Linked DNA regions of Homo sapiens: region 2 is linked to region 1. The links are chromatin contacts, found by Hi-C or POLR2A ChIA-PET in ENCODE. All regions are on one chromosome and are shown on one strand. The core of a region is the stretch at or near the end of the contact, and the rest is flanking DNA. Distances in the headings are between cores, read along the strand shown. Region 1 holds the start of ABCG1 (ATP binding cassette subfamily G member 1). Region 2 overlaps ABCG1 (ATP binding cassette subfamily G member 1).

Region 1 (6,377 bases), core at 3,376-5,875:
CTCCAGGCCCAGCCCAAGGCAAGCTCGCCACAGGGATGCGTCTCGAGCATGAGCACCTGCTGTGTTGTCCCGGCCTGGGATGACGAGGGCACGGTGTTCATCCCTGTCTCTCCCTCCCTCACATCACTCACCACTGTCAGACAGGAGAGCCACAAGCCCTCTTTCCTACTTACACTTGGGGCAGCATCTTCTGTTCTTAACTGGCTGGGAACTTTTATCTTCAGAGTCAGAGATCTGGGTTGTGAAAAGCAGGCAAGCAGACAAACATCTCTCTGCAGCCTTCTCCCCATTCTCCTACCCAGTTTCCAGAATTTGGGGGAAAAAAATCCCATAAGCTGTCATACTTCATATTGCCATCAGGCAGCAGTGGGAATGGTGCAGAGAGGAGCTGGGCAAAGGGGCAGAGGGACAGCTTTCTTTGTTTTTTTGTTTTCCTCCATGAAATGGGGAGGTGTCAAGTGAGCGAGATGTCCCCGGCCACACAGTGAAGCACAAGGCAGCCGAAGACACAGCAGGCAGGTCAGGTCTGTGTGCACATTGGCAGGCTGCATGCAGACCAGCCTCGGCCCAGGTGGAGAAGCAGAGGGATCTGCAGGGGAACCAGGGATTCAGAGACCTGTTGTTGGGGTCCTGCAGAAGATGGGGCAATTCAAGTCACCAAGCCAGTCTCACCCCAATGGCCTGGCTGGTTGCAGAAACTCACCAGGGACAAGGGGTCACCCCACCACAGGCCCACCTGGACATGTGACTCCCCTGCACCCACCCTCACAAGCACCAAGGGCAGGATCCTCACGCCAGAGGCCAAGTCCTCAGTGTGCCCCTTTCTCCCCTTCATGTTCAGCCTCAGCAGCTGGAAGTCCACAGAAATAAATCAGACACTTCTAAAATGGGACACCATAGGGAAGGCCAGATGGAATAAGAGTTCTCTTCCCACAGACCTAGACTTCCATTGACTCCACTCGAAGTCAACTGGGTGATGCTGTTGGCTGCAAGTCAAGGCCAACATGGGCTGTGCTAATAGATGCAGACCCTCTAGAGGGAAGGAGCACATCACCCTGGCCTGTTCTGTCCTGATCACACTGAATAGGTGTTCTTTGGTGGCCCTGAATTTCATGAGGGACACGAGGAACTGGCACCCATCCCGAGAAGGGGAAAGTGGGACAAAAGGGCGTCTTCTAGGAAGCCACACTGGAGAGACTGGGGGCATCTGGTCCAGAGAACAAGGGTCTGGAAAGAATGTTGTTGCCATCATTGGCTGGCCAGGGCCTACTCTGGGGAGTGACTCCATGTTGCTATGGTGTGCAGAGCAGTCAGGGTGATAGGGAGTCCAATTGGACACAGGTTCAGTTTGCTAATGGTGACAACACTTAATAATGGAGTGGGTTGCCAGTTGAGGTAGTGATATAGTTTGGCTGTGTCCCCACCCAAATCTCATCTTGAATTGTAGCTCCCATAATTCCCACATGTTGTAGGAAGGACCTGGTCAGAGATCACTGAATCATAGGGGCAGGTCTTTCCCATGCTATTCTCATGATAGTGAATAAGTCTCATGAGATCTGATGGCTTTATAAAGGGGAGTTTCCCTGCACAAGCTCTCTCTCTTGTCTGCCGCCATGTGAGACATGCCTTTCACCTTCCGCCATGATCATGAGGCTTCCCCAGCCACATGGAACTGTGAGTCCGTTAAATCTCTTTCCTTTGTAAATTGCCCAGTCTCAGGTATGTCTTTATCGGCAGCGTGAAAATGGACTAATACAGACAGGAAGTGGCTCCCCACTGGAAATTACCAGCTGTCAGCAATGCCTTAGCAGAAATTTCTGTTGGGGTTGGGACTAAGCTGGTCCTGTCGAGAGCTCCCCTTGCCTGGTTGATCCTCAGGGTTCTACTTAGAATGCCTCGAAAAGTCTTGGCTGGACACCCATGCCCAGTCTTTCTGCAGGGTCCCATTGGGGTTAACCTTCTCATTTCATCCCATGTGAACCAGGCCAGGCCCATCAGGGTTTGGCAACCCCCTGATGCAGTGGTTGCTGCCAGGTGACAGGAGCAAGCCTGCAGCTGCTGGGGGGCCATGCAGAGACAGCCTGCCAGAGGGGAGACCACCTGGGGAGGCCAGAGCCGTGGAGACAGCAAGAGACCAGGGGCTGAGGACAGAGTAGTACAGGTCTTTGGTCCCAGTAGTCCTGAAACCACTGCACTCCGAACCTTTCTGTACTTAGCTTAAGCCAGTTGGAGTTTCTGTCCTTTACAACCAAGAGCCTTGATAGGAATGGGGTCCTGTGCTACGCTACTGTTGGCTTCTTTCCCGATCGGGCGCTGGAGGGGAACACAGCAGTGACTACAGTGGGATGCTTACTCGGTGCTGGGCATGCTAGAAAGTGCTTGCCATGCCTTATTTCCCACGTGGTGGGGATTTTGACCCCACTGTACAGACAGATAAGTGAGGACCCTTTCACTTATCCTGCAACAGAAAATCCAGCAGCCAAAGCCAACAAGGGCCCAGCATAGCATCTTCCCTCTCTGACTTCATCCTCACGCTCCACACACCATCCCCCTGGCCATTCCCAGCAGCCCAGTAAGCACTGCCTCACACTTCCAGTTCCGGACCAGCCAGGATGGCCAGGCTGGATGGGGGCCATCCACCGGCTGAAGCCAATTGCCTATTCTCGAGCTGAAGGTGAATCAATCCCGCATAAATCTTCGGGCAGAGAACTGGGTGGGGGTAGAAGAGGGGGAATGTCTAGAAGGAAATTCTGGGCACATTCCTGGAAGTGAGGAGGATGGATATTGGACAGAAATTATGTCATTGCAGGCACCCTCACTTGCCCTGGCCACATGGACAGTTCCTCCCCGGCTGTGTTCCGTGCCTCCTCTCGTGCTCCAGGGCCTGTCTGTTCCTGGAGCGAGATGGGTCCCAGGGCTGGGCACCAGTCCCCATCTCCAGCCATCAGGCACTTTCCTCTCTGTGTTTTGGCGTAAACACTCCCTAGGTTTGTGGATCTGAATCCTCTTCCCAACACACTCAAGCTTTGCTGGCCTCCCTGCAGTGTATGTTTAAGGCACCACACAGCCTCCAAGGCCTGGCACCCGGGCAGTGGCACCTGGTAAACACAGCAGTCAGATTTCCTCATTTCAGCCAAGTGTAAAATCAAGGTAATGGATCTACTCTTTTTTTTTTTTTTTTTTTTTTTTTTTTTTGAGACGGAGTCTCACTCTGTCACCCCGGCTGGAGTGCAGTGGCTCAATCTCGGCTCACTGCAAGCTCCGCCTCCCAGGTTCATGCCATTCTCCTGCCTCAGCCTACATAGTAGCTGGGACTACAGGTGCCCGCCACCACACCTAGCTAATTTTTTGTATTTTTAGTAGAGACGGGGTTTCATCATGTTAGCCAGGATGGTCTCGATCTCCTGACCTCCCAAAGTGGTGGGATTACAGGTGTGAGCCACTGCGCCCGGCTGGATGACTCTTGAGACAACACCATTCAGACAAAGGCAAGGCCTCCCACTTAAACTCATAACCGTGTCTCCTTTCTCTCCTTCGATTTGAGCGGCTGAATTTGGTTACAGTCATCTGACCTGTGGGTGTGAAGTCCACCTGCCTGGCATAAAAAGCTGTGCCTCCTTTCTAGGTGAGGAGAAAGAGAGAGACCTGGCTCATCTGAGGTGTGGTTGGGAGGGGGGACCCAGGTGTGCTGGAAATGAAAAGAAATGCATTCCTGTTTTTCGTCCCAACATGCAAACAACTGAACAAAAGCATTAGGGCCTGAGACTGGGAGTAAAGAATTCCTTGTCACCATGGATACCAGGAAATGGCCCCACTTATATATAATAAGGGCTTTAGAGATGCTGGACCATCTGATATTCCAGCCTGGGGCCACATGGGAGTGTGCCCTGGTGTTATTCCTTATACAGTTCCATGAACATGGCTCTGGAAACACCTCTGTCTGCAGAAAATGAGGCTTTTCTTTTTTTGTTCGGGGGTGAACAGAGGGCAGAGGCCTGGGCATCTTCACTCAGCACCCCTTTGTAACCCAGCACTTAGCACCATGGCTGGCGCACAGCAATGTCACATGTGTGAGTGCACACGATGCCTCACTGCCAGGGGTCACCCCACACCGGTGCTGTTGGGGGCGTTGGAGTGGTTATCTCTTCTTTAGTCCTCAAGCTCCTACCTGGCAGAGAGCTGCCCAACACCGTCGGGGTGGGGTGGGCGGGAAGGGAAGAAGCAGCAGCAAGAAAGAAGCCCCCTGGCCCTCACTCTCCCTCCCTGGACGCCCCCTCTTCGACCCCATCACACAGCCGCTTGAGGCTTGGAGGCAGTGGATTTCCGAGCCTGGGAACCCCGGCGTCTGTCCGGTGTCCCCGCAGCCTCACCCGTGCTGGCCCAGCCCCCGCGAGTTCGGGACCCGGGGTTTCCGGGGTGGCAGGGGGTTCCCATGCCGCCTGCGAGGCCTCGGCTCGGGCCGCTCCCGGAACCTGCACTTCAGGGGTCCTGGTCCGCCGCCCCCAGCAGGAGCAAAACAAGAGCACGCGCACCTGCCGGCCCGCCCGCCCCCTTGGTGCCGGCCAATCGCGCGCTCGGGGCGGGGTCGGGCGCGCTGGAACCAGAGCCGGAGCCGGATCCCAGCCGGAGCCCAAGCGCAGCCCGCACCCCGCGCAGCGGCTGAGCCGGGAGCCAGCGCAGCCTCGGCCCCGCAGCTCAAGCCTCGTCCCCGCCGCCGCCGCCGCCGCCGCCGCCGCCGCCCCCGGGGCATGGCCTGTCTGATGGCCGCTTTCTCGGTCGGCACCGCCATGGTGAGTGAGCGCATCCTTCGTCCGCCGGGAACGGTTTTATTTTCAAGGAGAGCAGGAAACACACAAAGACTCGCAAGCTCGACCTGACACCCCTCCCAGGAGCGCGTCCTCTGGGCGCTGACCCAGGGCACCCTAGAGTGGCGCCCGGCTCCGATCGCTGCCCCTGCCCCTCCGCCAGGGCCACCTGGAGCCTCGGGATGCCCCTTGCACCGGCAGAGAGCACGGACTAGGTGGAGGGGCCGGGAGTGGGGCGGGGGCAGCGAGTTGCCCTACAAGTTGGACCGATGGCCTTGACCTGATGGCTTCTGGGCGGGGGGCGTGGGGAGCTGGGGACCCGGAGCGCACTGGGGACTGGGGAGGGGCCGCAGCTTGGGCCGGAGGGAAGAGGGGACTTGAAGAAGGGGAGCCCCGCGCGCGCGGCTGTGGGCTTGGGGACCGGGGACTTCTCGCGCCATCCCCAGGAACGCCAGGCAAGGTCTGGGGGAACAAAAGAGGAAGCTGCCCCCAGAGAGCCGGAGCCTGCGACTGCACTCCCGGGGACACCCTCTCCCGGACCCACTCGGGGAGGCGGCGGCGAAGGCCCGGGGAGACCCGCGAGGGGCAAGCCCGGATTCCTGCCGGCCGCCTTTCTGCGCGCGCCGGAGAGAGAGACGCGGTGGGGACAGGGATGCGCATTTCACTTCCCCGAGCTCCGGAGAGGGATGGCGGGGTGTCGGCGAGTTCACTGCTGGACACAGTTACTGTAAGTGCTGTTTCCAGGGGTGGTCAGGAATCTCCCTTTCTGGTTTTCTGGCATTAGGAACAAACAACAAACCAATCATCAGGCCCCCAGCCACCCACCTCACCTTATCCTAGCGCCCTTCATGTCTACGCCCAGCACACCAACATCGTAGAGGTAGCTAAAGTACAAATGGAAAGTCTTCCGTATTCCACGCCGTGTATCTGTGTAGTTACTACCCTGATATTACTTCCCCGAGGCTGTAAGCCCACAGTGCATGGCACGCTCCGGGGCTCACCCCGCCCCTCCCCTGTATTTCATTTTTAGCATCCTGTATTTGAAGTCAGCAGGGCTCAGCAGGATTTGACCGACAGTTACCTCTTGCCTTGAGCTCAAGAGAAAAAAAAAAAATAGCCAGGTTTCTGCGCATGCTCCGCTGTGACAACTGCATCCTATGATTCCAAACAGGTTACTGTAGAACATACGGAGCCTCGCCAGCTCATTATATAATGATTTTGTGTAAACGATAGAATGGGGCCGCAGACATGGCCAGGCGGTGGGTGGAGGAGGGGAGAGCCCGAGCGGGAGACCCGCAGGCTGACTCGCCTCTCTGGGCTGCCCTGCCTTCCCTGCGTGGCTTCTACGTAGAAGAGGCAGTGAACAAAACGGAAAAGCCGTTTCCCTCCCGGTGACACTTGCTTTTCTCTGGTTGAATCTTTGGGCAACACTTGGGAATTCTGCCTTTTGCACTTGTTCATCTATTAGGATTTCTAAATGAGGTTGACCATGGAAAATTAAGGAGGTTATTGATGTTAGTTGCAGGTAGAGAAAGTTATAGATCTTGTATTAGATGCTAGTTAACTCTTGAA
Region 2 (6,596 bases), core at 2,904-5,403, 57 kb after region 1:
AAGTTGAATCCTCAGAGTGAGGCAGGGCCAGAGAGGAGTGGAGTATTCTTGCAGGGGTGGCTGTTTCTCAGATCATCAATACACCCACAGCTCCTGGCAGCCTGTGTGGGTGCTTGGCATCTCGGAGCTGCAGAGGCCACTCAGGATGGGGCCTTCAGACCTGGGGATCCAGGGGAAGCCAGTTGACCCCAGCCTGTGCCTGGAGGAGAGAAGAGACCCGGCCGCAGGCCCACAGTCATAGTAACAAGCTGAGTAAAGTTGGAAGCTAGACATGCTTTCATTAGTCTCCGTAGATTCGCCTCTGTTTTATTCCCCATAACGTCTAGGAGGTAGGGCTAGAGAGACTGGATCCTTAGAAGCACAGTGTGTAGACTGCCTGTGGCATGCACCAGCTCCCGGGCTGCACTGATGCTCCCAGAACGGCAGGCAGCAGAGGCGCACAGTAGGTCTGCAGTGAGCCGATGAACCAGCCAGTGAATGAGTGTGCCTGGTGAGGCCGTGCCTGCCTTGCATGAGCACCTGGGAGGCTCTCAGCCTGCTCAGCAGAGAGAATTCTCCCTGGTGGAGAAGGGCCATCCACTCGGCTGAGCTGGTCCGGGCCCCAGGCCCCTCTCTGCTCCTTCCCAGGCCTGAAGTCTGCAGAGGTCCGGCCTTTGGGCAGTTGGGTGTAGCCTGAGCTACACACAGAATTGTTCAGAAGCCAACGTTACAAACCCCCACAAATCCAGGGGCTGTACATCCTGACCTCGCGGCTGCTTATAGGACCATCCCTGCCAATCTTTGTTTGGCAGGTCAAGAAAGTGCTGCCGTTACCCTTAGTATAAACACACCATCCCACGGAGGCCTGTGTGCAGCTTCCTCTTCCCAGCAGGAGCTTTCTCTGTGGAATGTCTTCCTCCCGATCGCTGCAGTGCTAGCGAGGTCCGGTCCCTTTCTGCCCCTCGGGGTCCCCGTGGCCAGTGGTTCAGCTGGGAAGATGCTGGGAGGCAAGCCCCCGTCTCTGGCTCCCCTCTCCTGCCCCGGGAGGTGGAGGAGGAGCAGGAGCCCGGCTGACGGCTTCTCCTGTCCTTGGTTCTGCAGGGAGACGGGCATGAAGGGGGCCGTCCTCATCAACGGCCTGCCCCGGGACCTGCGCTGCTTCCGGAAGGTGTCCTGCTACATCATGCAGGATGACATGCTGCTGCCGCATCTCACTGTGCAGGAGGCCATGATGGTGAGCTCCGCCCTGCCCCGCCCCACTCCGCCCCTGCCGCCTGTCCCCAGCGCCCACATTAGACACAGCACTGGCCGAGTGCCCAGCTGCGAGGGACCCAAGGGCTCTGCCACGCGGCCTGCACAGGGCCAGCAACCTCCCTCTAGCGGAGTTCTAACACCAGACTCGCTGTTGGGACAGGCAGCATCATCCCAAAACCCCCCAAGACTGTGAGTTTAATGGACCTTGTTTGGCAGGGTTGGGGTCAAGTTTCTGAGAAGGTTATTAACCCGGCTGGCTTGGGTGATCCTCTCCAGGGCAGCCACCATACTATTTCTCCTGCAGGCCAGTGCTTGGGATTCTCCTTCCTGTCAGCTATCCTTGAGTCTTTCCGTGTCTTTGGCCCAAGCACCCACTCGCCTGGTGCCTTGGTCAGGATACCAAGGGTCTATTCCTCTGACTCACCTGCCTCCCAGGTGGGAAAATGAAACCAGCAGTGGCCGAGCATCTCCTGGGTCCCAGGCCCTGAGCACATAGCTCTACACACACCAGATATGTCATCCCAAAAAAGTGGGTGGGAAATGGAGCTTCCCCCAGTGAAGCCAGGAGCCCAGGGTCACACGGCTGCTGATGGCCACACGTGGCCAGGGCTGTCTGTCTCCAAAGGCGCACCTTTAACTGCCAGCTCAGCTTCCCTGCCGTGCACCTGCTTTATCCTCACAGCCTCAGTGTCCTCATCTGCAAGACCGTATGGGGTTGGTGTAAATATTGAAAGGGAAAATACAGGGAAGGTGGGGTAGAATTCTGACATGCAGTTGGTGCCTAATCAATTCAACTTGGTCACTGTTTCTTTTCACTCCTAGTAAGCCTCCCCACAGTATCTTCACTTATGTCCTCTGTGGATAAATCCAGTATTTGGGGAAGTTTAAAAATATCTTCCCCTCTTGGGGCCACAGAAGGGTCCAGGGGATATCCTCTGCCTGGGTTTCTGGAATAGCTGGTTGTGCTCCTTGGACAGACCGCGACCCAGCCAAGTGCCATGCATCTGGGTTTCCAGGGCCTTTTTTTTTTTTTTTTGGGGACAGAGTCTCGCTCTGTCACCGAGGCTGGAATGCAGTGGCACGATCTCAGCTCACTGCAACCTCCGCCTCCCAGGTTCAAGCGATTCTTCTGCCTCAGCCTCCCAAGTAGCTGGGACTACAGGCGCCCACCACCATGCCCGGCTGATTTGTGTATTTTTGGTAGAGATGGGGTTTCACTATGTTGGCCAGGCTGGTCTTGAACTCCTGACCTCGTGATCTGCCCACCTCAGCCTCCCAAAGTGCTAGGATTACAGGTGTGAGCCACCGTGCCCGGCAGGGGCCATTTTTTTTTTTAAAGGCCCAACTCATGGCGACTGAAACCACACAGACCTAACTGTGAGCAGAGGCAACCACCAGAATCCTCCCATTAAGAGGAGATTGAAAATCAGTGTGCAGCTCCAGTTGCCAGTCATGGCTGGCTTTATGTGGGGGACTGTTTATATTTCTGCTTCCTCCTTGTTCGCTGCAAAAGAAGAGTCCCCAGGCTTCATGTCTCTCCTGGCACCCTAGGGGGCATCCTCAGCTTGATCTGCTCTGTGCTTTGGTCAGTAGATGGGGGTTCGCCTTGGTTTTCCACCTGGAGAGACCCTGACTTGGGTTGGGCAAAGCTTCTTCCCCATGGTGTCTGAGAGTGGCACGTGAAGGGCAGTGCCAAGGGGTTCTTAGCTCAGCAAAGAGAAGCAGGTTACGTTTGCAGACACATGATCTGCTCCCTAAACTTCTTTGTGGGGAAACAGAAGCAGGAACCTGTGGGGCTGTTCCCATTCGTGTTCCCTGGTCCTGCGTGTTCTGTGGGTAAGCAGACGCCATTCCCCTGGGCCCAGCATCCCTGGGCGGTGTGTGCCCCATGGAGCCCTGACTGCTGATCTGGCCTCCAAATGGATGTTCAGATGGGGCGCAGAGGACCTCTGAGGAGTTGGCGAACAGATGCTGCAAAGCAGTCGTGAAGTTTTTCTTGACCCTAATGTTCACTGTTCCATGTATGCCCTAAGTGCAAACTCCATGCACACCCTCTTGATTCCTGAACAGCTCCTGCGTCTTGGGTAGCCCGAGTTTGACTTCTCAGTAAGTTCTTGAGTGAACCCCATGGCCACATGCTCGAGACCCTTCACTGGGACCGCAGCTCAATGGCTGCATTCTCCACAGATGCGACTAGGGACTCCTGCTGTCCTCTCCCAACCTCGCCACCGAACCTGCTGTGAAATGATCTATTTTCACAATCAAATTCAGTTCGATTTTGATTCTGAGAATTTCATGAGGCCCTGGAGAAATACTCTGAGGCTATGGTACATGTTACCACTCAAGGTCCTGTCTCACACGGAGGAGATATTGGCCGCCCGTTGCGGAGTCCGGATCCCACATCAGACACAGTTGTGCATGTTTATGCTTTTCATCCTTGCAGCCAGGCAGACTGAGAAATGGCAGGCAGTGTCACATGGCAGGAGCGTGGGCCTGACCCTGTCCAGCTCTGGGGCCTGAGACCTCTTTGCCCCACACCCCGCCCCCCTCCCCGCCACCGCCCTGCATCTCACCCTCTCCTCTGATCCTCACAGCAACTTCTCTAGCTAATGAGGTGGACAGAGCTTAACCTCACCATTGTGCCAGTGAGGAAATGGAGGTTGCACGTTTGCCCAAGGCCACGGGAGGCAGGAGGGTGGAAGCAAGGCCCGTCCTGTGCATGGTGATCTACTCTGGGTTTTCCCAAGCAGGGCCAGGAGCCCAGTGCTGTGTTAGCAAACGGGATCTCAAAAAACACAACAACAACAAAACGCGGCATCCTGACGTGTCGCCCTCGTAAATTCCTGTGCTGTAAAGACTCTCCTGTGGATAAGTTCAAGCCTCAGCAGTTTAACAGGCGGTTTGTGGAATTCCTAACTCGCACCACTGGTTCCGCCCAGGCTGGTCGCCAAGCCCCTGATGCCTGGGGCTTTCTTACCTCTAAATGGCCCACATCTGACTTCTCTCCTGGGTACAGCAGAGAATTCAACTGAGATAGCAGGAAGCATCGCACATGGACTGCTCTCCTGCCATCCTACCATTGTTAAAGCAGGGGCATCGGAAGCCAAGAACTCCTTGGGTTTTCCATGATGATCAGCTAGCTGCACGGTGGCTAGTGGCACCGTGGCTAGCTGCATGGTGGCTAGTTGCACCGTGGCTAGTGGCCTTATGCCTAGCTGCACTGTGGATAGCTGCACCGTGACTAGTGGCACCGTGGCTAGCTGCACCGTGGCTAGCGGCATTGTGGCTAGCTGCACTGTGGGTAGCTGCACCGTGGCTAGTGGCACTGTGGCTAGCTGCATCTTGGCTAGCTGCACCGTGGCCTGCAGTGCGGGCATGAGGCTCACACTGCCAGTGGCCGTCTGTTCTGCTTCCACACTGTTGTCCTTGTCCCCTGCAGGTGTCGGCACATCTGAAGCTTCAGGAGAAGGATGAAGGCAGAAGGGAAATGGTAAGTGGGTTGTTTGGTGCCCACAAGTGGTCCAGAAAGTGCATGACGTGCATGTGGAAGGTGTGCCTGCCGGGGCATTTTGGCATTGGCTTTTGTTTGTTGATTTGTTTTTGCCTTGCCTTCCGTGTGTGGGACAGGCAACATTTCAGGGAGTGCTGTGGCCTGCAGCAGCCAGAGGCCAAGAAAGGCAGATCTGGTGCACACGCTCATGGCTTTGATTCTCAGATTCAGGAGTCGGAATGTAATGTGAGGGACAACAGACTTGGCACTCATGGGGCCAGAAGATGCCAGCTTCAGGGTTAGACCAAGAGTGCTGCCCTTTTAGTGTTTAATATGATCGATATTAAATTTTTTATAAGACAATAACAATGAAGATGGTTAGTCATTCGTTTAAAAATAACCACCCTCCATCCACCTACACTTGCAAGAAGAAATTTAGTTCTTACATGTTATTAACCGGCCTCTTAAAAAAGAAAATAAATACGTTTCCAGGATGATGAAGACTTTCTAATCCCTTTAGCCATTTTTTTTTTGGCTTCCTAAACCCAGGGAGCAGGGACAGATGCAGGTGGGCAGAGCCAGGGGGAGCAGCAGAAAGCCACACAGAGGAAGGAGGCCACCAGCCTGGACTCACACACCCTCCACGGGAAACCCACTGTCCTCCTCTCCACTGCAGCTAGTGCTGGTGGGATTTTCAGTGTGAGATGGAATTTGGGGAAACCCCCCTTCTATAAGATTATCTTTCTCTCCTAACACCCTTAAAGGCTCACAGTCTGGCAGCAGCTGAGAGTGGGGTTTGCCGGGTTAGTGCCAATGGCTCGACATGGCCCTTTGTGTTCTGGTATAAAATGAAGTGATTGATGGGACAGAGTCAAACATACTGAGGAACAGTCATAGCAATTCTATTTCCGGCATTTCCCCCTCTCCGGTCATCTGTAATAGCTAATATTAAGTAAATGTAAACCACTTTGGTATGGAAAAAAAGAGTTGGACAACCTTAATGCTCCTCCTCCCCCATCAACTGTGCCCTTCAAAACTCAGGATTCAGCCCGTGTCACCGGGGCTGGGGGGTGAAATGCCCGGTGCAGGTGGAAAGAGCCTAATGTCTGAGAGAAGGAAAATGACTCTTTGTTGCTACAGAAAATGTTCTGTGTGGAATTCTTTTATTCTGAGATTGAAAAGAAAATGGATGAGTGGAAACCAAAAGAGAGAAAATGTGGAAATCACATGTGTTCCTGGCCCTTCATGGGGGCAGAAGACCCAGCCTTGTGAGTTTATTGTCTAGGCTGAAAGGCGAGAGCCCCCTCTGGATAGTGTTTTCTAAACAATGTAACGTAGACACCCCCCCACAACACACACACCACCTCCCAAGCCCGAGAATGTTACTTATACCAAGTTATGGAAGATGAGTGTTATGGCCTGAATTCCCCCCAAAAGATGATATGTTAAAGCCTACACCCCAGAAACCCAGAAATGGCTGTATTTGAAGATCGGGTCTTTACAGAAGTAATGAAGTTAAAATGGGGTCATATGGGTGGGCCTCAGTCCAGTCTAACTGTGTCCCTGTAAGAAGAGGAGAGGAGGACCCAGACACACCAAGGGATGGCCCCGTGAGGACACAGGGAGGAGGCGGCATCTGCCAGCCCAGGAGAGGGGCCTCAGGAACCAACCCTGCTGCCCTCGATCTCAGACTTTGGCCTCCAGAATTGAGGCGGGAGTTTCTGTTGTGGAAACCAGCCAGTGTGGGGGACTTCGTTACAGCAGTGAACGTAACAAACGAGAGCCTTAGTTCCAGGCACACAGAAGAACATGGAGAAAAGCAGGTGTCAGAGCTGAGTCTCGGCGAAGTCTCCCATGGGAGATGAACCCAAAT

Evidence for each region. Hi-C counts contacts between places; a loop is a spot of excess contacts on that map. ChIA-PET counts read pairs that join two places held with the same protein, here RNA polymerase II (POLR2A). Pooled maps may share reads with other maps.
Region 2: a loop to region 1 is called in a map of adrenal gland, with 2.2 times the contacts of the local background. The contact joins the enhancer-like site here to the promoter of ABCG1 in region 1. A Hi-C loop is called at or near these places in 8 of 168 maps with a recorded cell type or tissue (GM12878, adrenal gland, cardiac septum and 5 more), 1 of 37 single-sample maps with no recorded cell type and 13 of 50 pooled maps. POLR2A ChIA-PET finds 5 or more read pairs at or near these places in 2 of 52 experiments (WTC11 and common myeloid progenitor, CD34-positive).

Annotation. Positions count from the first base shown.
Region 1 is chr21:42,214,515-42,220,891 of GRCh38, forward strand. It overlaps ABCG1 (ATP binding cassette subfamily G member 1), which reads left to right and starts at 4,626. Exons shown (of 15, transcript NM_016818.3): 1 at 4,626-4,790. The coding sequence starts at 4,749. It overlaps LOC105372814 (a long non-coding RNA gene), which reads right to left and starts at 5,756. Exons shown (of 3, transcript XR_937748.4): 1 at 5,636-5,756. RefSeq lists a silencer at 4,335-4,604 and an enhancer at 5,535-6,066.
Region 2 is chr21:42,272,223-42,278,818 of GRCh38, forward strand. It overlaps ABCG1 (ATP binding cassette subfamily G member 1), which reads left to right. Exons shown (of 15, transcript NM_016818.3): 4 at 1,081-1,213; 5 at 4,673-4,723. Among named protein-coding and RNA genes, the nearest start is that of TFF3, 40 kb to the right of the region's middle. RefSeq lists an enhancer at 135-304. Within about 2 kb of position 4,154, at least 4 of the 41 ENCODE cell types and tissues checked have a DNase peak (open chromatin) inside an H3K27ac peak, as active enhancers do; they include endothelial cell of umbilical vein, where a contact is called at or near this core.